3 separate regions of the Mus musculus genome follow, and all the other regions are linked to region 1. Evidence: chromatin loops called from intact Hi-C (ENCODE). Cell type or tissue: heart. All regions are shown on one strand. Region 1 has its middle 8.3 kb from the start of Kank3. Region 2 holds the start of Zfp414 (zinc finger protein 414). Region 3 overlaps Pram1 (PML-RAR alpha-regulated adaptor molecule 1).

Region 1 (8,000 bases):
GAGAGAGAGAGAGAGAATACAGAGATATCTGGGGGTAGGGCAACCCAGCCCCTGAGCTGGAGTTAAGGTTTGGGGGCAGGGTGGGGACCTGAGGAAGCTGGGAGAACCTGGGAGCCAGCTTTGCTTTGATGTAAAATATGCACCTCAGTCCCTTGTCTGGAAGTCCTGTTTTGTTTTGTTTTGTTTTGTTTTGTTTTGTTTTGTTTTGTTTTGTTTTTCGAGACAGGGTTTCTCTGTGTAGCCCTGGCTGTCCTAGAACTCATTCTGTAGACCAGGCTGGCCCTGAACTCAGAGAGATTCACCTGTCTCTGCCTCCGGAGTTCTGAAATTAAGGGTGTGCACCACCAGCTCGGCAGACCTTTTCTTTCTTTCAGTGGTAGGAAGGAAACACAAATGGCAGATCATTGAGCTAATACCCAATCCAATAAGCAATTTTTGGTTGTTTTACAGACACCGTTTCGTTGTGTAGTATAGGACGATTTAAAATGTGTCATTCTCCTGCCTACAAATCTTTTTTGTTGTTGTTGTTTTTGTTTTTATTTTTATTTTTCAAGACAGGACTTCTCTGTGTAGCCCAAGCCTGGCTTCCTAGAAGCATCTTTAATTCTTGTGACTTGGGGAAAAGTATATGTCTTAGTCATTGTTCTATTGCTATATAGAGAGGCTATGACCAAGGCAACTCTTTATTTTAAAAAAACACTTAATTGGGGGCTTGCTTACAGTTTTAGATGGTTAGTCCATGATCATTATGCTGAGAAGCAGATAGGCATGGTGCTAGAACAGAAGCTGAGAGCCTTATATTCACATCCACAGCAGGAGAGAAAGACAGAGACAGAGACAGAGACAGAGACAGAGAGAATGTGATTGAAAACTTTTTAAAAAGCCCAGCAATGAAAGCATATGCCTTTAATCCTAGTGTTTGGGAGGCAGAGGCAGGCAGATTTCTGAGTTCGAGGCCAGCCTGGTCTACAGAATTAGTTCCAGGACAGCCAGGGCTACACAAAGAGACCCTGTCTCGAAAACAACAACAACAAAAAACTTAGAGCTCATTAATGACCCTCCCCTCCACACACACACCATTGGTAACACCCTTTATGTTCATCCTAAAAAAAAATTAATTAAATTAGATTAAATTAAATTAAATTAAAAAGGGGACCATTTTCTCTAGAGTCTCCAGAGGGAAGTGGGAGGGAGAAGCCAACTTCAGCCACTCCAGAATGTACACGAAGCCCTTGGAAGCACTTTGTGCTCTTTCACCATTTCAAGGACCTCCTAGATATATGCCAGACTACCTTCCACCCCTGTCTGGAATGCAACTGCCCCAAGGAGGCTGTGGTTGGCTCTCAACACTCAGATCTCCCAGCATTTGGGCTGAGAACACAGATGGGGCTTTGAAAAGACACAGGCCACCAATTTGGCTTCCAGGGTAACCCTGCATGCCCTCCCCTCCCTGGGCAAAGCAGATGGTCCACATCCAGTTGTTTCCCTCCCCAGAGAGTTCTGGAATGTATCCCTCTCCCACCTGTGGGAATAAAGGAACACATCATTGCTGGCGTGTGTATCACTCCCCCTGCCCTCCTGGCTTGTGTATCACTCCCCCTGCCCTCCTGGCATGTGTATCACTCCCCCTGCCCTCCTGGCATGTGTATCACTCCCCCTGCCCTCCTGGCGTGTGTATCACTCCCCCTGCCCTCCTGCTACATTTCCTAGCTTTGAGCAAGTTTGGTTATTGCACAGAGGGTGTGGTGATTTGAATATGCTTAGCCCAAAGAGTGCCACTATCAGGTGTTGCCTTGTTGAAGTAGGTGTGGCTTTGTTGGAGGAAGTGTGTCACTGTGGGGATGGGCTTTGAGACACTTCTAGCCACTTGAAACAGTCTGCTCCTGGCTTCCTTGGGATGAAGATGTAGAACTCTCAGCTCCTCTAGCACCATGCCTGCCTGAACGCTGCCATGCTTCCCCACCATTATGATAATGGACTGAACCTCAGAACCTGTAAACCAGCCCCAATTAAAGTTGTCTTTTAAGTAGCCGGGCGTGGTGGCGCTCGCCTTTAATCCCAGCACTCGGGAGGCAGAGGCAGGTGGATTTCTGAGTTCAAGGCCAGCCTGGTCTACAAAGTGAGTGCCAGGACAGCCAGGGCTATACAAAGAAATCCTGTCTTGAAAAACCAAAAAAAAAAAAAAAAAAAAAAAAAAGTTGTCTTTTATAAAAGTTGCCTTGGTCATGGTGTCTGTTCACAGCAATAAAATCCAAACTAGGTCAGAAGGGTTTCTCACAGCTTAACGATTTGGAAAAGTGGGTTGTCCTTGAGTTTAACAGAAACTTCCTAGCCCCAGGTGGGCTTTAAATCAGGAGTTAGAGTGATGAACTTTCATGGTCACACAAAATTTCCACTGAATTAGTGACAACCACTTTTTTTGTCTTATGAATTTAAAGAATGACATTCACATACAGCAGAATGGGCTCAGCCAGGAGTTTTATTATAGGTTTAATAGTAGGTACTTAAGAGAAAGAACTAGAAGGGCAAGATGGCTTGCTCCCAAGTCTGGGGACCTGAGTTCCACGGAAGCCACCTAGTTGAAGAAGAGAACCAGCCCGATTCAGACTTACATTCCATTCTTCAAAACTCTTTATTGGTTTGTTTTTGTTTGTTTGTTTGTTTGTTTAATGGTTATGGTGGCAAGTGGTTGTAATCCCAGCACTTCGAAAGCAGACAAGGAGAAATCTCTGGGGCTCTCTGGCTGGTCAGCCTAGTAGTCAACTTGGCAAGTTTCAGATCAGTGGGAGACACTGAGTGAAAATATACAAGAGGGATGACATTTGAGGAACAATGCCCAAAGTTGTCCTCTGGCCTCCACACACATACACATGCATAACACACCAGCGCCTGTGTCAACACACACATACACACAAAATAAGAAAAATAAAGAAATGAGCAAACTACTAAAGGCACTCAACCAGCCAGTCAGTGGTTCGTGCCTGTAAGTCCAGTGCTCAGGAGGCTGAGGCAGAAGAATCTCCAGAAGTTTGAAGCTAGCCTGGGCTACATACCGAGCTCCAAACCATTAAAGGGTTTTGGAGTAAGAGATTCTCTCTAGCTACCAAACAAACAAACAAACAAACAACAAAGCCAGTTAAATAATTGATTCAGGTTTACAGCTCTGCAGTGAAGCAAGTGAATGAAAGTTCCAGAAGAAATGGAACAGTAAAACAGCCTCAATGTATGTGCCCGACAGACAGTAATTACAGAAGAGCGCAGCTGCCACCTTGCTCCTTTCACAGAAGTCTCCTTTTACCAAGTCCTTATACTTAAAACTACCAGTAAGGCTGGAGAGCTAGAGAGCTGACTCAGTGGTACTGACTGCTCTTCCAAAGGACCAGGATTCCATTCCCAACACCCACATGGTGGCTCACAATTGTATTTCTAGATCCAAGGGATCCAATGCCTCTTCCAGCCTGTTTGGGCACTGTGTGTGCATATGGTACACACACATGTAGGCAAAACATCAATACTCATTAGAGAAAACAAAAACAAAAACAAAAAAACAGTAACCACACAATTGTGGTATTTGTGAGGATATATCACATGATCCTAATCACAAATAAAAAAAGCACCTTACAAAATTACTGCCTATTGCTTTCAAAAAAGTGCTCCTGGTCAGCACTTGGCTGACGGAGTCAGAAGTCCAGAAGTCACAGCCTCCCCTGTTACAAAATAAATTTGACCCTGTTTAGGAGGGAATGGGGGAAGGAGGTAAGGACAAGCAAAAAAAAAAAAAAAAAAAAAAAAAAAAACCTGAGCTTGGCTATTCCCCATATGACCAGTAGGTGGTGAGAGTTCTTTATTTTAAACTTCACTTAAACTTCAGACTCTAGAGTTAGGGGGTGGGGGACAGGGGAAGGGCTGGAGAGATCCCGAGTTCAAGAGATCCAAGGAGAGGCATCCTGAGTTCAAACCCCAGGAATCAAATAGAGGTTTTCACACTGTGGCATGCACAGCTCCACACTCAAACACATTCCCCCACATATACCCAATATCAATGCATATGTAATTTAAAAATTCCTCATGAGTATGAATTTTGCCTGCATGTTTACATGTACCATGCATTTATGTGCATATTACGCAAGCAGGCCTGAAAAGGGTCTCTTGGAACTGGATGGAGTTAAAGATGGTTGCTAGTCACCATGTGGATTCTGGGAACTAAACATATATCTTCTGAAAAAACAGCCAGTTCTCCTAACTGCTGAGCCATTTCTCCAGCCATAGTAAAATGCATTTTTTTTTTTTTTTTTTTTTTGGTTTTTCAAGACAGGGCTTCTCTGTATATAGCCCTGGCTGTCCTGGAACTCACTTTGTAGACCAGGCTGGCCTCGAACTCAGAAATCCACCTGCCTCTGCCTCCTGAGTGCTGGGATTAAAGGCGTGCGCCACCATGCCTGGCGGAAAATGCAATTTTTTAAAGGAAGGGATCAGTTCAATGTTATCCTCAGTTACACATCGAACTTTGAGGTCAGGCCGGGCTGTAGGAGACCCTCTCTTAAAGAAAGAAGGCAGTGACTCTGACTCGGCGAGCAAAGGCACGTGCACAAAGGCTTGCTGCACAAGCCTAAGGACCAGGGCTAAATCTCTAGGACCCACATGGTAGAAGGAGAGAGCCTACTCTAAAAGGATGTCTTCTGACTTCCACATTCTTGCCATAGTGTGCAAGTGACCACACTCAAATACACACACACACACACACACACACACACACACACACAAATAATTAACCAATATAATAAAAAATAAGAAAAAAGCATGTCTGTATAATAAAAGATAAAGACAACGGGAGATGCAGGTCAGTGGTAGAGTGTTCACCAGTGTGTGCCAGACTCTAGGTTCTACCCTTCATAGAGGAAAAAGAAGAGAAAATGAAGGAAGAAGGAATGTTCTGAGCTAAAGGTAGACTGAGAGATATGACATTAAAATGTCATAAATGATCCTGGATTGAACCAGAGTCTCAGTATGTAGCTCTAACAGTCCTGGAACATACTATGTAGACCATGTTCGCCTTGAACTTGCAGAGAGATTTGCCTGCCTTTTCCTCCCCAGTACTTCAATTGAGGATTAAAAATGTGTGTCACTAACATCCAGATAGAAAAAAATTATAATGCTTTAAGGGACAGGGGGCCTGTTGCTTTGCAATTTAATTTAAAATATTAAAACAGCAGGCAGGCATAGTGAGTGGTGCTTGCCTTTAGACCCAGCACCCAGGAGGCAGTGGTAGGCAGAGCTCTCTGTGTTCAAAAACAGCCTGATCCAGGATTGGCAGGGCTAGAGAGAGACCCCCATCTCAAAATAAATAAAATATGAAAATGGACAGGGTCTCGATTAATGATTACCCTGTTGTCTTTGATATCTATGCCATCAGCATCAAAACCACTCAGAGTCTTCTCTTGCTCACTGCTCACTCTTTAAAAGGTGTTTTGTTTTGAGAGAAGGTTTTATGTATCCCCAGGCACACACACGTGTGTGTGTGTGTGTATTTATTTATTTTTTTTTTTATTTTTTATTTTTTGGTTTTTTTCGTGACAGGGTTTCTCTGTGTAGCCCTGGCTGTCCTGGAACTCACTATGTAGACCAGGCTGGCCTCGAACTCAGAAATCTGCCTGTCTCTGCCTCCCGAGTGCTGGGATTAAAGGCATGCGCCACCACACCAGGCGTGTGTGTATTTATATATCTGGTGCAGGAGATGGAACCCTGGGCTCCATGTATGCTCAGCAAGTGTCCTATCAACTGAGTTAGAGCCCTGACCATCTCAGGACCCCATATTACAAGGATCAGCAAGTCCTTCATTTTCTCAAAATCTACCAATCCAGTATCCAACCATGCCTCACCACCATGTGGTTCCCTTCCTTGTCCAGCCCCGGCTAAGAAAGTCACCCTTGGGCTGGTGAGATGGCTCAGCGGGTAAGAGCACCTGACTGCTCTTCTGAAGGTCCGGAGTTCAAATCCCAGCAACCACATGGTGGCTCACAACCACCCGTAATGAGATCTGACTCCCTCTCCTGGAGTGTCTGAAGACAGCTACAGTGTACTTACATATAATAAATAAATAAATCTTTTAAAAAAAAAAAAAGAAAGTCACCCTTTCCTCTCATCATTTCAGTTCTGTGTGAGGCCACAAACCAGCTGGAGGAAAGCTCTTAACATCTAATCTTGTCTGGTTTTTTTTCTTAGAGTCCTATACATGACCTACATATTAAGGAAAGATGAAGTTCCATAACCCCGTGTGGTGGCAAACACCTTTAATCCCAGCACTTAGGAGTCAGAGGCAAAGAGTTTGAGGCCGTCCTGGTCTAAAACGTTCCAGAAGTACTACACAGAGAAACCCTGTTTTGAAAAAGACAAAAACAAGCAAAAAGATCAAGTCCTTTCCCAGTACCTTTAAGGACCTGACCTTGTTGTCTTCCTGCCTTGACTCACCCCCCACTTTAAAAAATGCATGTTACTTATTTTATTTCTTTAGTGTGTATACACGTGTGCATGTGTGTGGATTCAAGTGCTACAACACACAAATGGAAGACAGAGAATCTACAAAAGTCAGTTCTCTTCCTCCATTACACAGGTCCCAAAGATTAAACTCAGGTCCACAGGTTTGGTGGTAAGTGCCTTTACATAGTGAGCCATTCTGGAAGGTGACTTTTTCTTTCCCCACCGTTCACTCCTCTGCTCCAAGCACATGGTCTCCCTTCCTGTTTACTCAGTGGTCATATGTAATCATGTCTGCCACAGGACCTTTGCATTGGTAGTTTCCTCTTTCTGGAATATTATTACACCAGATCCACTTGGCCAGCTCTTTCACTTCCTAACTTCCCTGCTTTTGTCACCAAGTCCATTTCTGACCACTCCATTTAAAGTTGTTAATATCTGGGCTGGAGAGATGGCTCAGCAGTTATTAGCACTGACTCCTCTTCAAGAGGTCCTGAGTTCAATTCCTACATGGTGGCTCACAGCCATCTGTAATAAAAGCTGATGCCCTCTTCTGATATGTCTGGAAAGAGCTACTCTGTACTCAAATAAATATAATAAATAAATCTTTAAAACAAAACAGTTCATATCCTTTTAAAAAATTGTTAATCTCCCTTCCCCATTCTGTATGTTCTTCATCTTCTTTGCTTATTTTTCTTCCTTAGAGCAGGGTTTCTCTGTGTAGTGCTGGCTGTCCAGGCTGGCTTCTGCCTCCCAAGTGCTGGGATTAAAGGCGTGCACCACCACCGACTGGCTAAAGATTTTGGACCTAAGTGATGAGAACAAAATGTGGTGCAGAGTAGGTGCCCCACAAATGTTTGATATATTAATAGTGAAACGAGATGGGAGCTGATGAGATGGCTCAGTGGATAAAGGCACTTACTATGAAGCCTGAGGGCCTGAGTTCAATCCATAGGACTCATATGATCGGAAGTGGGAACTGACTCCCACAAGAGTTCCTTTAATTACGCAAACACTAAGTGATACAAACACCTCACACATGTGTATACACAATTTGTCCATCAATGAAATACTGCAGAAAGGGAGAAAAGAAAAGTAACAGAGGGAAACTTACTAATCATCACGTTCATACCCCCCCCCCCCCCGGATTATTTGACAGATTCTATGGACATGTTAATCATGCATCATGCCCAGGCTACACTGGGCATTTATAACTGCCCAAGAGAGCTTGGCAATCCTTCCTCCTGGCACATGTAAGAGCTGCTCACTGGAAAGCCAAGAGGGGGTGCTAGAACCTGGGTTACAACTCTAGAAATTTAGACCTGCTTAACATTTGAAGGAAGTTGTTTTCTTCCAAGAAGAAACACAACAAAAATGTCTTGCAGCCGCTTTGTCTTCCTGACCTAAAAACAATTTCTGGACCTCTGAAAGAAATTCTAAAGCACCTGGGCAAGGTGACTCATACCTGTAACCCTACCACTTCAGAGGATCAACAGTCCATAGTCATCTTTGGCTAAGTAGTGAGT
Region 2 (8,000 bases), 170 kb after region 1:
GGCGGGGCGGGGGTGGGGGGTATAAGTGTGTTATATACTCTATACATAGCCAGGACAACCTTGAATTCCTAATCCTCTCGAGTCCACTCTCCCACCCCTTCCAAGTTCTGGAGGAAATGTATGCACTTATTAGCATGCCTGGCTTATGTGGTGCTTGGGACAGAAAGAGCTCAAGAATTTGTGCATGGTAGGCAAGTACTGTACTGAGCTACATCTCCATCCTCAGTACATTTCAAATGGACCCAACTCTCCAGAATGGAGATTGGGGCAGAAGCCAGCAACAACACAAGGTTTGCTGACTGAAAGGAGGATGCGGAAAAAGTTCAATTCCCCATCTTGCCCCTTCTCAACTCTTCAACTACAGTAACCCAGGCTCTTCTCTCTCTGAATCCATTGGCCTCAGGAGCAAGGGAGGTGGAGGTCTAATGCAGAAGAGCTCAGAGTTTACTCACACCTAGATTTCCACATTGCCTTCCTAATTTTTTTTTTTTTTCGAGACAAGGTTCCAATGTATATCCCTGGCTGTCCTGGAACTCACTCTGTAGACCAAGCTGGCCTCGAACTCAGAAATCCGTCTGCCTCTGCCTCCCGAGTGCTGGGATTAAAGGCGTGCACCACCACCGCCCGGCTTGCCTTCCTAATTCTTGATACTAATAACAAAATTTCTTGAGATAGTGTTTACTATGTACCCTGGCTGGACCTTGTCACTTAGATCTGCCTGACTGTCTAGCAAGTGCGGGGATTAAAGGTGCGTGCCACAATACTTTAAACTCGGGGCCTAATATATGAAAGGACAACTTTGGAGACTTGATCTTTCCCTCTCTGCCTCACACAGGCCATCAGGGCTGCATAGGCAAGCACTTGAACATGGTGAGCCATGAAATTTCAAGACACTGTTTCTCTGTGTAGTCCTGACTATATTAGAACTAGCTCTGTAGAACAGGCTGGCCATAAACTCAGAGATCCACTTAACTCTGCCTCCCAAGTGCTGGGATTAAAGGCATGTGCCACTATGCCTGTTTGTTTGTTTTTAAATAAAGGAAAACAACCTGGAATAAAGAACAACCCTATTGTATCTGGTTTCTGGAAGTTGTGGAACAGAACAGTGGGCACTGACTACCCTATCTACAGCTGGCTACGATGGGCACTGAGTTGGAGAGAGATCCCATGGCTGAGGTGCCAGGAAAACAGGAGTACTGATGAGGGCCAGATTCTGTGAAGCCAATTCTAAGTCGCCCTCCCATTGCATGTGAGCACCCTAGTCCAACAGCCTAGTGCTTATTTGGGGGGTGGTGGTGGTGGGTTGCAGGAGAGGAATCACAGTTAAAAGTTTAAAATAAATTAATTTTTAAAAGAAATTAGCTGTGACGCTTAAAAAAAATTCACTCTCATACTGCTCTTACAGAAGACCCAAGTTTGGTTCCCAGCACCCATCCCGACAGCTTACAAGTGCTTGGGGCTCCTATACCCTCTTTTGGCTTCCATGAGCATTAATTACACTTGTGTACACACATACACTCTCATACTTTCTCAAAAAATAAAAAAAATTAGAAAAAAAATCTTATCTGGGGGGTAAGGGACCCAAGACAGCACACACTAGCTCAACGTGCCTCCTCTATTGTCCCCTCCTCCCTCAAATTACAAAACTCTCTGTATTCCTTCCCACTCAGTTCAACAGAGCTGTTTCAAAGCTTCCATAAAACTAGCTTCTCCCCCTCTGACAGTTGTGACACCCCAGGAGCAAACAGGGTTGAGTCTGTATAGAGTTGAGGGGGGGCCAGCTGAGCCTAGGTCTCATCCCTTGCTTCTAGCTCTATGCCTGAACATTGCTCAGCCTTATCCAACTGGGTGTTGGCACCAAGGAACCCAGGTGTCAGGGCTGTGGGGTGACCAGGGTGATGGTCCTGGAAGTGGACCGTGAGGCTCTTGAAGAAGTCACACACTGCATACACAAATAGCAGCCATCTGTGTGTTTCCACGTGATGTGGCTGGGAGCCAGGTACCCTGCAGGCACCTCAGTCTCCCTCCAGAAAGCCTTTCAACCATGGATGGTAGACGTTGGCCAGAACAGATTAGACTTTTCCCTGGGTCCATCCCCCTCAGCTGCCAGGGTCCAGGCAAGCTGGATTCTTTTTCCTGGGCTTGACTGCCCATCACCGCAGGCACCACATTTGCCTCCTATCCCTGGATCCACCACCGGAGAAGAGCACTCAGAGATTGGACAAGACACAAATGTTTACACAGGAACGCCAGCGCAGATGAAGGCATAGGTACCAGTCATTTTAAAGGTAAAAATCATGTATTTTAAGGGACAGGCACTGCTGCTTTCCAGCATTCGCAAGGCCCACACAGGGCATAGGAATGAAGGCCCCTCCACCCTGCCCTGGTGGTCACCTGCACGCACCTGAGGGCGCATCAGAGCCACCCTGAGGTCTTCTGGGACTACTGGTAGCGCCTGCAGGAAAGAAGCAGTTCAAGTTCAGAATAAAGGTGGGCTCAGCCAGCTTTGCAGGCAACCTGCTCCTATACTCACCTTGACTCTTCTTCCAGATGGCAGTGCTGGATGCTGGTGGCCCTGGAGTGGCAGCCAGGAATGGGCGCAGTCGAGGGGGACTCAGGCCAAAGGGTGCAGGGTTCAAGTATGGAAGGAAGGGCCCAGTGGGGGCAGAGGTAAAAGGCTCAAGTAGTGGGAATGGCAGGCCCAGGGAAGACGAAGGGTCGGACTCTGGGGGACGCTCGGGTACAGGTGGCTCTTTGTCCAGGGCAGGGGGTGGTGGCGGGGCTGGGTTCTGACCATGGTCTATACAAACATGCAGATGCTTGAAGAGTGAACGGTGAGTGCGGAAGCGCAGGAGGCAATTCTCACACCTGGGGGCAGGCACAGTACTGGACTATATCCTGGGCAACAGGAAGGGCCTATCCACTGCTTCCCAGGGACCAAGATGTAGGAAGGGTATCTATATCAGAATCTCTGTAGTACTGCACACAAAGTAAAGGAGCTTGGCCTACAGGCCCTCCTTTACTGTAGTCTTAATTCTTCTGGACCTTTCCAGCTCAGAATCTCAAGTTTGGTTTTACTTAAGTGCCAGTTTTCCACATAAGACATGAGGTAGAACTGGACGGAACCACGGCATGTATACCCTGCACCTCCAAACTGAGCCCGTAGCCAGAATGACTTAATTCCCATCTGTTTTCCATGCATGGTTGGAGCTGGTTTCCCAGGCCACACTCATACTTCAACCCACCCTTCCTCCACACACACTAAGAAGCACTAAAGATCTGGGAATTGAAAGAGGGGGATGGTCAGGCTCTCACTTGAAGTAGCGGTTGGGCTTGTAATGCAGCTTGCCGTGGGCTACCAGCTCCTGCATGCTGGGGAAACTCTCAGTGCAGCTCAGCGCGGAGCATCGGAAGAGTTTGCCTGGTAGGGATAAAGTGCAGATGTGGAGTGGGGTGGTTAAGACTAACTCTGGGGGGGGGGGCTCTGCCTATCTGCTTCACTATCAGCAACCCTCATCTTACCTTCCAGTGACTGTGTGGGTGGGCAGTGGGTACGGAGATGCTGTGCTAGATCACGAACACTGGGGAAACTGAGGCAGCAGCCGGGGCTAGAGCAGGGTATTTGTTTCCCTGCAGGAACGAATGGGTGTCATTACTCTCTTCCTTACTGACCTACCCAAAAGCCTTGATTACTCCCCACCCAGCCACTGTCAGAATAAACTGCCCGGAAGGGCTGGATTGGTTTAGTTCATCTCTGGAGCCACACCTGACATATTGACAAGGTGCTCAGTAAATGGTGAAGACCACCCCCCACCCCACCCCCCCACCCCCGCAATGGGATAAAAGGTGATTCCTTGTCTTGCACCATCTCAGCCCTATCAAAGGCATGTGACTCCCCAGAAAGGTCCACAGATAACCTGGCGGTGGACGGCGTCTGGGCAACCGAAGGTCCTCATTGGTCCCCACGCCTGTGTTGGTTGAGCCAGTCTGGCAACTGTCTGAGGCTGGATAGGCAACTTGCTGCAGAGGTCCTCCATGGTCCCACACTGGTGGCATGGCTGTTGGGTTAGGGCTGGGCTCCTCCACGGAGGAAAAAGTGGCTGGAGCTGCCCCATCTGGAGATGCCACCTCCTTGTCTGGCTCACCGGAGCTGGATTCTACAGTGGTCAGCGTGTCCGAGCTGGGCCTGGATGGTTCCTCCTGGTGCAAGAAGTGGCTAAAATCAGGCTGGGATCCCTAGGTCAGACAGATGCCCTTCTACTACAAAGGTCCACAAGACAGACTCCTTCAACACTCACCAGATATTACCCAGTCATTCCACTTTCTGAGTCACCAGCAAGATACGGGAGATAAGGGCAGACCGAGCTACTGTCTCCTAATTCCAATTGCAGGAGTTATCAGGGATTATGCATAAAAAAGCAGCATTAACATCCCTTCCTCAATTTTGGCAGGAGAGGCACTAGGGGCGGAGGTGTGGCCTAGAGGAGCAACTAGGAAATGCTGGAGGGCCTACAGTGGATCGTGTGATGATGGGGAATACTGGCTAAGCTAGAGCTGAGCAGATAGACGCTCTGAGCCAATACGTGTTAAATTTAGGGACTGAACTCTAGGAGAGTGGGTGTGGCCCGGCCTTCAGGGCTGGACGAAAGCTAAGTGACAGTCAGAGGCGGGCGGGGACCCGGATGTGGGGGCGGGGTCAGCTGGAGGGGGGCGCGCGGCAGGACCGTTCCCTGTCAGTCCCGCTGCTCTTCCGCGTCCGCGTGCGGGGTGCTGCGCTCACCATCCTCTACTCAGTTACACCTCTGGTTCCCGTGCCTTCGGAGGCTCTGGCTCCAGCAGGGGCGTCTTCCTCGGCGACACGGTCTCTCGCTCACATCGGCGCCATTTTCCCGCTTCTCAGATCTCGCGAGACATGGGGTGTGGCCTAATTCTGGGCGCTTCTCTAGAAGGAGGGGCCTGAGACTACACTGCAGCTCTTATACAGAAACAGAGAAGGTCTGCTTTTGATTGGTCTTAAATTTCAGAGAAAACTGACAAAAGCTCTTCCCCTCCCCACTTTTATAGCCCAGGTTGGCCTTACACAGAAGTTGACCTTGAACTTAGATGCCAATACACCAGGTTTTAGGTGGTACTGAGTATCAAACCCAGAGTTTTCATATATGCTAGGCAAACTCTCTACAAAGCAAGCCACATCCTTAGCTCTGTACACATACACGTACAAATGAATATGTATATGCACAGATGTGAGCAGGTAAGAGCGGAGGTCCAAGGTAGACATTGTCTTCCTTCATTGCTCTCCACTTCATTCACTGAGGCAACATCTCTCACTGAAGTTGGAGCTCACCAGTTCCCACCTAGCTAGCTAACTTACTTGTCAGAAGATTCCTGTGTCCACCTCCAAAGGGCCCTGATTACAGGAAGCTGCTATGCCTCACAGGGAGGGCTAGAGATCCAAACTCTTTCTCATTTACATGATTGTGGGTTTGAACCCTGGTCCCTTGTGTCTGCACAGACCCATCTTCCTAGCAAGCACCATAAAATTTTCAGCACATCCAGTGTGCAGCAAGTACGAATCTGTTGTAATAGCCCAATGTGAGAAACACTCTAACTAATGGATCTTCAGGAACAAGCAAATTCCACAGGTCGAGAGGTGTGAAAATGAATCCCAAGTGCACTACTACTGAGAGGTCGCCTGCCCACCCTACTTTCCTTAAGTGCATCCTATGTGCCAGGAACTTAGTACTGCTCTTGGGAGTCTCTAGTCAACCAAGAAAATGGAGAGACAATAAATCAACAACAGCAGAAAAATGATCTTGGATCTATCCTAGGAGATAAGAAAACAAACAAAACTGATGTGAAATGAGGAGTCAGGGAAGCCTGTCTAAGGGGGTGACTTGAGCTGTGCCTTGATGCCTACAGAAGCAGAGCACTACAGCAAGCTGGCGCAGATGTCCTGAGCTGGCAAAGAGCAAGCTCCCCTTTCGTAAGCAAGGGCGAGACCTCTGCACTATTGAAACAGAATAAAGATGTTGGTATGGAGGTCAGAAAGAGAACTTGGGTGAGTCCTGTAGGGCTTCCTTTCTTCCTTCCTTTCTTTCTTTCTTTCTTTCTTTCTTTCTTTCTTTCTTTCTTTCTTTCTTTTGTTTTGTTTTTTCGAGACAGGGTTTCTCTGTGTAGCCCTGGCTGGAACTCACTCTGTAGATCAGGCTGGCCTCGAACTCAGAAATCTGCCTGCCTCTGCCTCCCGAGTGCTGGGATTAAAGGCGTGCGCCACCACGCCTGGCTCCTGTAGGACTTTCAAGAGGTGGAAGAGAGAGAAACCATGGTTTCTGAAGTAGTCATTGATGAATGTTTGTTTTTCCATTTTTGTGTATGTGGTTGCATGTATATATGCACACATGTTTGTGGGGTATTTGTTTGCAGGTGCATACTCACATTTGTGGGTACATGTTCACTTTGTGGCTTGTGCATATGGAGGCTGGTGGTTGCAGTGGGGAATAATCCTCCAGGCCTCTTCCTCCTTATTCGATGAGACAGGACCTCAAAATCAAACTCAGAGCTCAACAATATGACTATTCTTGCTCTGGGGATGCACGGTCTCTACTGTCTGAGGCTGAAGCTGCAGGTGGGCCATAGTGCCCACCTGGCATTTACCTGGTATCTGGGGATATGAACTTAGGTCGTCATATTTCTATGGTAGGATCAGTTGTATGACAAGACTTTTTCCAGGGAAACACAAACACTTCTACTCACCTTAGATAAATAACCCATGACAGAGCAAAGTATGAATAACACCAAAGCCACTATAGTGGATCAAGGGTTTTCTTAAGTTACTACAGGGATATAGGCAAGGGGTTACTTACTGAGGGAGAAATGACTCAAAGACATTTGAATCTGCCTTACCAAATTCCACCCCTTAATGGGTGTATTAGTTAGGATTTTACTGTTGTGAACTGACACCATGACCAAGGCAACTCTTTTTTTTTTTTTTTGAAAAAATTTTTATTAGGTATTTATTTCATTTACATTTCGAATGCTATCCCAAAAGTCCCCTCCACACTCCCCCACCAACTCCCCCACCCACCCACTCCCACTTCTTGGCCCTGGCCTTCCCCATATAAAGTTTGCACTACCAATGGGCCTCTCTTTCCACTGATGGCCGACTAGGACATCTTCTGATACATATGCAGCTAGAGACATGAGCTCCGGGGGTACTGGTTAGTTCATATTGTTGTTCCACCTATAGGGTTGCAGATCCCTTTAGCTCTTTGGTTACTTTCTCTAGCTCCTCCATTGTGGGCCCTGTGATCCATCCAATAAATGATTGTGAGCATCCACTTCTGTGTTTGCTAGGCCCCGGCATAGCCTCACAAGAGACTGCTATATCTGGGTCCTTTCAGCAAAATCTTGCTAGTGTATGCAATGGTGTCAGCATTTGAAAGCTGATTATGGGATGGATCCCCGGATATGGCAGCTCTAGATGGTCCATCCTTTCATCTCAGCTCCAAACTTTGTCTCTGTAACTCCTTCCATGGGTGTTTTGTTCCCAATTCTAAGAAGGGGCAAAGAGTCTGCACTTTGATTTTCATTCTTCTTGAGTTTCATGTGTTTAGCAAATTGTATCTTATATCTTGGGTATTCTAAGTTTCTGGGCTAACATCCACTTATCAGTGAGTACATATTGTGTGAGTTCTTTTGTGATTGGGTTACCTCACTCAGGATGATGCCCTCTAGGTCCATCCATTTGCCTAGGAATTTCATAAATTCATTCTTTTTAATAGCTGAGTAGTACTCCATTGTGTAAATGTACCACATTTTCTGTATCCATTCCTCTGTTGAGGGGCATCTGGGTTCTTTCCAGCTTCTGGCTATTATAAATAAGGCTGCTATGAACATAGTGGAGCATGTGTCCTTCTTACCGGTTGGAACATCTTCTGGATATATGCCCAGAAGAGGTATTGAGGGATCTTCTGGTAGTACTATGTCCAATTTTCTGAGGA
Region 3 (8,000 bases), 150 kb after region 1:
CAACTAAAAGGAGATGCCAGAGTCTGTAGGAACAGCTCTGTGGACCTCAGAAGGGGCAAAGGTTACCTAGGTTCAGGTGCCTGCCATTGGCAAGTGTGCTGTAAGATTGCTATGGCTACATGGCAGCATAGAGCATGACACAGACATGTGGTCCTAAGAGATGGCCACAGAAAGTGCATCTGCTCGTGTATGTCATTCTATAAAGATTTCCCCTGTGGTCTGGTTTGCAAACCATTATGACTGCTGGGAAGTCCAGCTAGCAAATTTGATGTATTTTAAGGACCCATGATAGAAGCTAAAGCTTTGGATTTCTAAGGTGGGTATTAATAGTAGCAGTAGCAAACTTGAGGAGGCTTAGATGAGCCATTGGCCAGCAAGCAACAATGTTTTCTCTATGGGACAGTGGGGCAGGAAGATAATTCTTTATCTTTGTCACCACCACATACTGCCTACTCATTAGGTGCTCAAAGTCCTCACCTCCTGCTCTGTACAGGTACTTTGAATTACTTTGTGATGCGGAGAAGAAGAGTCCATGCAGGTTCTAGGACACCTGAAGAATCCTTGGTTTCCTGCCCACCGAGGAAGTCTCAGTACTAAGAGTGTCCAGACCACCTTTAGAAAACTGCTACTGAGCAAGGGTTGAGGGCCTTCCTCTTTGTTCTCTTTGCTGGACAAATTTGCAGGCACCCCTGTAAACTGGGCCTTACTCAAGAGTTACAAGGAGTCCTAGCATTATGACTTTCCTGGGTTTTTGGTTTGGTTTGGTTTGGTTTTTTAAGACAGCGCTTCTCTGTATAGCCCTGGCTGTCCTGGAACTCACTCGGTCGACCAGGCTGGCCTCGAACTCAGAAATCCGCCTGCCTCTGCCTCCCAAGTGCTGGGATCAAAGGTGTGCGCCACCACGTTTTTTGTAAAATGATGTTAAATGTATGTTTCTCAAACCCGTTCTCTATTCTTAAAATATATATACTTTTAGAACATAATGAGCAGGTTTCTGTTATAGAACAATTTGGCTAATTATTTTTTCTTCCTGATTTCCTTAGAAATCCTAAGTAATGCACTGAAGAGAGGAGAGATCATTGCAAAACAGGGAGGAGGTAGGAATCACTTAGCTTGATGTTCTGTGTGGTGGTGTTGTTGTTAGAACGAGCACTTAATGGAAAGTCAACGGTAATGTGACAAAGATGGCTGTGACACAGGTTACCCAGGGTGGTATCAATTGTTGCCTTTTCCTGTGTGGCTTATGACAAATGACAAAACTCACCTATAAAATGGGGGGGGGGGGTTTAATAGATACAACCTCCGAAGGCTATAAAAGAGCCAGTGCATGTAAAAAGTCTTAAAACTGAAAAGTGCACCATCCTAAAGCAAGGCAAATGTTTGTTGGAACCCTCATGCAGGCCCAGTGTGCATTGAGTGTTGCAAACATTTTGGTATATGATCGTCCATGATAGTTTTATGAGCACTTAGAATTAAAAGTACTATGAAGATTTAAGAGAGTGAGTGGTGTGTGTGTGTGTGTGTGTGTGTGTGTGTGTGTGTGTGTGTGTGTGTGTGTGTGTGTGTGTAAATGCAAGTGGAAACCAGAGACAGCAGATCTCTTGAGAGTTGGAGCTATTTGGTGGTTGTAAGTTGTAAGATGTGGGTCTTGGGAACTGAATGAGTTCTGGTACTTTGCAAGAATAGTTAAGTTCTCTTAACTGCAGAGCCAGCTCTCTAGCCTAACCTTACCTTTTAAAGTTTACCCACTCCACCTTCCCTTTTTCCCTAATCTTTGAGTTTGGCTTTCCCATAGCAACCCACTTGCCAGGCATTTCTGTAGGATCCTTGCTAAATTCTTTTCTGGGTCTGCTGCTGTGGACATATATTACTATGTTGCCAGCATCATTACTATACTCTGTGTTGAGCCAGCAACTCTTTTCCCCTTGCAAATGTGAAGAAGTTACTTTTTGAGCTACTTGTGTTCTGAAATGCTATTGAAGTTGTACTTGGATTTTGCCAACCAGTGTGCTACATTTCAGCCACAGAAGTGGGCACAGAAAGATGAGTTGATTTGTGCCAGGTACATAGCTTTGGCCAGTTATATACTGTTAGAAAAATTGCTGAGTGATCTCTTGTAATTTTTACCTTGTGTCAGTAGTAGGCCAGCTGTGGGCTAGACTGCTATGCTGAGAAGTGGGCACTATGAAACTTCAGTTTTGAGCTCTGCTTGGTTAGGTGGTGAGGTAATGGCCTTGGTGATAGTCAGACCTTCCTTGTCTAGGTTTGCAAGCATTATGGATAAGAGTCATTGTGCACTGGTCTCTGACCCTTAGCCTCTTCCAGAATTGAACTTGCCATGGTGTCAGCATCTTTCTTCCAAAGCCAATGAAGTAGCTATCAATTTCCCCTATAGAAGGAAAGGTTCCAGAAAATGATCAGTTTGTATGCTTGTGTATATTGAGGGTCATTTTTGTTTTATCTTTTACATGGCTGTGTGATTATTTTGTGCCCTAGAAGTGCTAAAGGAATTGCAGCAATAGTGGACATCAGCAGGGCATTTTAAGAGGGACAGGTTCTCTCAACTTGAAGGTTGTAAGTAACTTTGAATTGTCTCCTGTCAGTTACCCTGAGTATGAAGTTTTCTGTGCTTTTTAAAGAGCATTCGTAATGTCTGCTGATGGGGACACTACAAAGGTTTTTAGAAATTGAAGTATGACAACTCATAGCCAGTATGGAGGTGAAGTTTTATTCCTTCTAAATTTTATTGTGAAATTTTTACCTGTGCTATGTAGTGGAAAGGATGATTGTGTGGATTTCAATGTGAAAACTTTCAAGAGGTTTTTTTTTGTTTTTGTTTTAATAGTAAATTACTTTGAGCATGACTTCCTGATTTGAGCTTAGGATCTGAAGTGCCCAGCCAGGCACACATTAGTATATGAACATCTACATAAGTCTCTGACTTCTACTTGTGCTTTTTATTCCTGTTTCAGGTGGAGCTGGAGGCAGTGTCCCTGGGATCGAGAGGATGGGCCCTGGCATTGACCGCATTAGCGGTGCTGGCATGGAGCGCATGGGCGCAGGCTTAGGCCATGGCATGGATCGAGTGGGCTCTGAGATTGAGCGCATGGGCCTGGTCATGGACCGCATGGGCTCAGTTGAGCGCATGGGCTCCAGCATTGAGCGCATGGGCCCACTAGGCCTTGACCACATGGCCTCCAGTATTGAGCGCATGGGCCAGACCATGGAGCGCATTGGTTCTGGCGTGGAGCGCATGGGTGCCGGCATGGGCTTCGGCCTGGAGCGCATGGCCGCACCCATTGACCGTGTGGGCCAAACCATTGAGCGCATGGGCTCTGGTGTAGAGCGCATGGGTCCTGCCATTGAACGCATGGGCCTAAGCATGGATCGGATGGTGCCCACAGGCATGGGGGCCAGCCTGGAGCGCATGGGTCCTGTGATGGATCGGATGGCCACCGGCCTGGAGCGCATGGGCGCCAACAACCTGGAGCGCATGGGCCTGGAGCGTATGGGAGCCAACAGTCTTGAGCGCATGGGCCTGGAGCGAATGGGCGCCAACAGCCTGGAACGTATGGGCCCTGCCATGGGCCCAGCATTGGGCGCTGGTATTGAGCGAATGGGCCTGGCCATGGGTGGAGCCGGAGGTGCTAGCTTTGACCGAGCCATTGAGATGGAGCGGGGCAACTTTGGAGGAAGCTTCGCAGGTTCCTTTGGCGGAGCTGGAGGCCATGCACCTGGAGTAGCCAGGAAGGCCTGCCAGATATTTGTGAGAAATGTAAGTGGTTCTTTAGTGGAATTTTCTTGTGGTTGTTGTGAAGTGGGGAGGCCAGTAGACTGAATGATGTAGACTGGAGAGGGAAGTTTGATGAAGGGAGAACTGGGCAGTACGGGTGATACAGCTTGCCTATCTCCAGAGTTGAACTGGAAGTTGAGGGGTTACTGGAAGAGCAGTAGTCTTAGTGCCAGGCATGGTGGTCCACTCCTTTAATTCCAGCACTCTAGAGGCAAAGGTGAAGTGGCACTCTGGGATCCAGTCTAAAAAGAGCTACCAGGTGAGACACTGTCTCCAAAATACAAAGAAACAAAAATACAATTGCCTGGCATTGCCTGTGATATGCCAGGTGAGGAATAGACTGAGCTCTAAAGGTCTGTGGTTTCTGGTCCCTGGCTTGAGGAGCACTTCAGCCTTGGCACAGTGATTCTGAGAAAGGTAGCTGTGCTTGAGTTACGTATTGTCACCAGATTGTGAGTTGTGCCACTTAGTAGCCTAGTTCTACATAGACTTGTTTTGTTCCCTGCTGATTGTCTTGAGGTCAGCAAGTGAGGATTTGAGGGATTACTGGGGGTTCAATCTAGGGCTGTCCACACACTAGGCAAATCACTGTATACCCCATAAGCTGCACTCCAGCCCAAGTGCCTTCAAGTCATATTCTCGTATCTAGTAGAATGTTTGTACATTAAGACTTTGTTGTATCACAGATTAGTCTGCCTCTTTTTTTCCTCAGCTCCCATTTGATTTTACATGGAAGATGCTAAAGGACAAGTTCAATGAATGTGGTAAGTGTGTAACAGGCTCTCTGTGCTTCCTGTGTCGTGGCTTGGTGATGCTGCTGAGTTGGAGCAGTGGAGCTTCTTTCCTAGTCTTACCCACCACTGTCCATGGGCTCCAGAGCGACCATGGGCCTTGCCATTGTTCTACCTGCAGGTGTACAGGCAGCTGTTGGGTGTCCTGGTATGTGTCATGCTGTGTGCTCATTTCATCCTTGCAGTTCTTTTCTAGTTAGTTTTTGGAAGCAGACTCTCACTTTATAACCTAGGCAAAACTCAAGTTCATGATTCTCTTGCCTCTGCCTTGCATTTGCTGGAACTATAGGTGAATGCTACCACTCCTGCTTTTTCAGAGTTTCTGAGAGGAGGCAGTGTTGTCATCTTTTTACATAAGAGTCAGCAAAGCAGTATTCCTACGGTCACAGACTTGTAAAACACAAAAAAAGTAAATTTAAGAAAAATTGATTTCCTCCATTAAACTCATAGCTGGTTTGGTTCCTCGGGAACTCATGCTTAGCAGTTGTAGGTCTGAGCACACAGTATGGGGTGAAAGTCTGGTTGTGGATTCTTAACACGAGGCAACCTTTCTGGAAAGCTTCTTTGATGACCAGGATGCAGTCGTCCCCTGCTTGCATTGCACCTTCTCAGCTAAACCAAGATGTGGGTGGCTGCTGGATCAAGACACCTGTTTCTTGTTTCCTCATGCAGAAATGGCTCACATTCCAATGTTCTTGGTGTGTTCCTTGATTCTTTGGGATAAGCTGTAGAGTCAAAGCCAACTATCTTTCCTAGTCCCGTGATTCTCTGAGTTGCAGTTTTCACAACAGTCAATATTGTAACTAGATATTCCAAAAACTGGGAATGGAATGTGTCACTCTCCCCACTTCTGAGAAAATTCAAACTCAAAAGATTCTGCAGACTTGGTTACATTTCTCTCCTGCCCTTGAACATGAGTTATATGTTCAGGTATATCCTCTGCTTTCCTGCCAGAAAATTCTCTCTGCCCCTTTGCTTTTTTCCTCCCCCTTTTCTCTTTTTGAGATAGGCTTCAAAGTCCTTATGTAATCAAGAATGACCTTAAACTCTTAGTTGTATTGGGGAGGGGGGTGACGGGGGGGGGGGGGATATAGATTGGGCCTTTTAAAACTCAGATGGCCCTCACTATATAGCTAGAAATAACCTTGAACTTGTAGTCTTCTACCTCCTGAATGCTTGGATTACAGAGGTAGCCACCCTGCCTGGTTTGTACAAATGCTGGGGTTCAACCCAGGGGTTTTATGCATGCTAGGCAAAGCACTGTGCCCACTGAGCTGCATCCTTAGTGACCTTGAATTCTTGATTCTTCTACCTCCAACTTCCAAGGGCTGGGATTACAGGTGAGATACTTTTCCCTCTCTTTTTCTCCTGTCTTATCATTCTCTTTTGAGCCTGGGCCTTGCCAGGTAGCTCTAGACTGGCCTAGAACTCAAAATCTTGCTTTAGCTTCCCAATCACTGGGATTGCAGGTGTGTACCATTGTGTCCTACTCTGGCAGGAATGTTTGTTCTGATGAATTTGTACTTACTATCTTTTAGAACTTTATCATGAGAAGCCACTGGAATGTCATCTCTCCCCAAGCCATTAGTAGGACTAGAATTGTGGGCCTTAACAGTACTAATGTGTCTTTGACTCTTACTTTATTATAGACCCATTTCTTTTGTGCTTGACACATACCTGGGTACATAATCATCATATAGGTCCATAAGCTACTCACTAAGTATACCTGTCTTACAGAACCATCATATTGGTAATGGCCTTGTGACAAGATGGTTGTATTCAATAGTCAACCCTCTAGAATTCTAATCTAAAGTTGGCTCCACAGTTCCCTCTCTCTGTAACTTGCTGGAGCATAAGGACAAACATTTGAAGCCATTTGGCAGGTTCTTCACAGCAGGTTAGGCTGTTGTCATGCTTGGAGAACAATGGCAATGTAGTGGAGGGAGCTGTAGTTGCTGGCGCTGCCATACGTGGTGTTCTAAGCATTCACTTCATACGCAAGGGTCTCTCCTTTTTGACTATGTCACCGAAATCCAACAGGTGATCTGGACTGAGTGGAGCCCAGACTGAGGCTGAGCTCTGGGTTTGCCTGATGCGTGTGGTCTCTTCTTCCCTCCCTGTGCCAGGCCACGTGCTGTACGCCGACATCAAGATGGAGAACGGAAAGTCCAAGGGGTGCGGTGTGGTTAAGTTTGAGTCTCCAGAGGTGGCTGAGAGAGCCTGCCGGATGATGAATGGCATGAAGCTGAGTGGCCGAGAGATTGATGTTCGAATTGATAGAAATGCTTAAGCAGTTGCCTTTTTTAAACATCAATACCAGACCTCTGAATTTGTATTTTTTCTTGTTAACCATTTTAATTTGTTGGCTGGATGTATAAAGATGTTTAAAAAATTCAGTTGCTTTTTTGGGGTAATTTGAATTAATTTTTTAATGATTGGGGTTCCATTTGACTGTTTGCATTGAGATTGCAATGTGCGCAATTTTTTTTGTAGTTGTGGCATCTTGTTGACATCGAATATGACTTTGATAATAAATACCAGTTCCTGAAAGTGGCTTGCCTTTTTTGTTTTTGTATATTTTGTAGAGGTGGCCATTTGAGATCTGCAGAGCTGTCAACACCAGGGATCTCACCCTCATTGTTGCTTGCGTGTGGGCCCCAAGGTTTGAAGAGAGAACCTGGTTATACACTTATTAGTAAAGATTCTAGAAGGTCGTCATTTTCCTAGGTGTGATAATAGCAATCCTGAAAGTCGTCCTGTAGCTTTATTCTGTAAGTCCCAGCTTACTTCACTTTGGCTTTTCTTTGTTCAAGCCCACTGAGAATGTCACTGTTTGGGGCTTGTTAGGCAGGAGCCCCACCATAGACTCACTCTCTTGGCAACACAAATGTTTGCAGCCTACAAGGGGTTTTTGGGTGCAGCTACTAGTCATCTAAGTTGTGTGTGGATGTATCCTCTCATCAGCTCCTTTCAGTTGGGAGGGTAACTGATTTTTTCCCCCCACCTTTCGTTCCAGGCATATGCCTGTGTTCTACTGTGTGTGCCAGTTAGGAAGGAGAGAAAAGACAAGAAACAAGGATATTTTAAAGAGGAGTTTTATATAAGCACATGCCTTTGGGTGTCTGTTTGCCAGGCTGGGATCCCGGGCTCCTGAGTGAGCAGTAGCTGGACTGTTGGTCCTGGAACCCACTTATCTGCTGTTCCATACTGTCACCGAGGAAATGGTTGCATGTCCAGAGGGTCTACAGAGAAGGATGAATTTCAAGTGACCCTGTGCCACAGAGGCATGATACAAAGCATCCCTATGAGGAATCACTGTACATACCCCCAAAGCTGACGTCATCATATACCTCTGTTTCCCTGGCAGAGAGAGCATGATATAGTCAGCAGAAGCCAACCCTGGTGTTCCCCATTCC

Evidence for each region. Peaks named below come from ENCODE experiments on the same cell type or tissue, not always from the same donor. Only the 100,000 strongest peaks of a DNase experiment are listed, where the experiment ranks them.
Region 2: a loop joins it to region 1, with 2.0 times the contacts of the local background. A loop is called at or near these places in 2 of 42 quality-filtered maps.
Region 3: a loop joins it to region 1, with 2.6 times the contacts of the local background. A loop is called at or near these places in 2 of 42 quality-filtered maps.

What each region holds. Positions count from the first base shown.
Region 1 is chr17:33,798,249-33,806,248 of GRCm38, reverse strand. No RefSeq gene overlaps it. Among named protein-coding and RNA genes, the nearest start is that of Kank3, 8.3 kb to the left of the region's middle. In heart, CTCF peaks have their summits at 3,823 (motif pointing right) and 7,758; a DNase peak (open chromatin) is centred at 7,718; H3K27me3 peaks cover 4,030 bases.
Region 2 is chr17:33,625,997-33,633,996 of GRCm38, reverse strand. It overlaps Zfp414 (zinc finger protein 414), which reads right to left and starts at 4,905. Exons shown (of 6, transcript NM_026712.3): 1 at 4,781-4,905; 2 at 3,918-4,200; 3 at 3,523-3,630; 4 at 3,316-3,421; 5 at 2,534-2,868; 6 at 2,281-2,455. The coding sequence starts at 4,783. The coding sequence ends at 2,391. In heart, no CTCF peak of the experiment used is centred here; DNase peaks (open chromatin) are centred at 2,576, 3,486, 4,126 and 4,656; H3K4me3 peaks cover 1,676 bases; H3K27ac peaks cover 2,327 bases.
Region 3 is chr17:33,645,370-33,653,369 of GRCm38, reverse strand. It overlaps Pram1 (PML-RAR alpha-regulated adaptor molecule 1), which reads right to left. Exons shown (of 10, transcript NM_001002842.2): 9 at 7,910-7,944; 10 at 7,664-7,826. The coding sequence ends at 7,795. It overlaps Hnrnpm (heterogeneous nuclear ribonucleoprotein M), which reads left to right. Exons shown (of 16, transcript NM_029804.3): 13 at 1,044-1,097; 14 at 2,973-3,775; 15 at 4,506-4,557; 16 at 6,711-7,137. The coding sequence ends at 6,874. Among named protein-coding and RNA genes, the nearest start is that of Pram1, 11 kb to the right of the region's middle. In heart, no CTCF peak of the experiment used is centred here; a DNase peak (open chromatin) is centred at 3,299.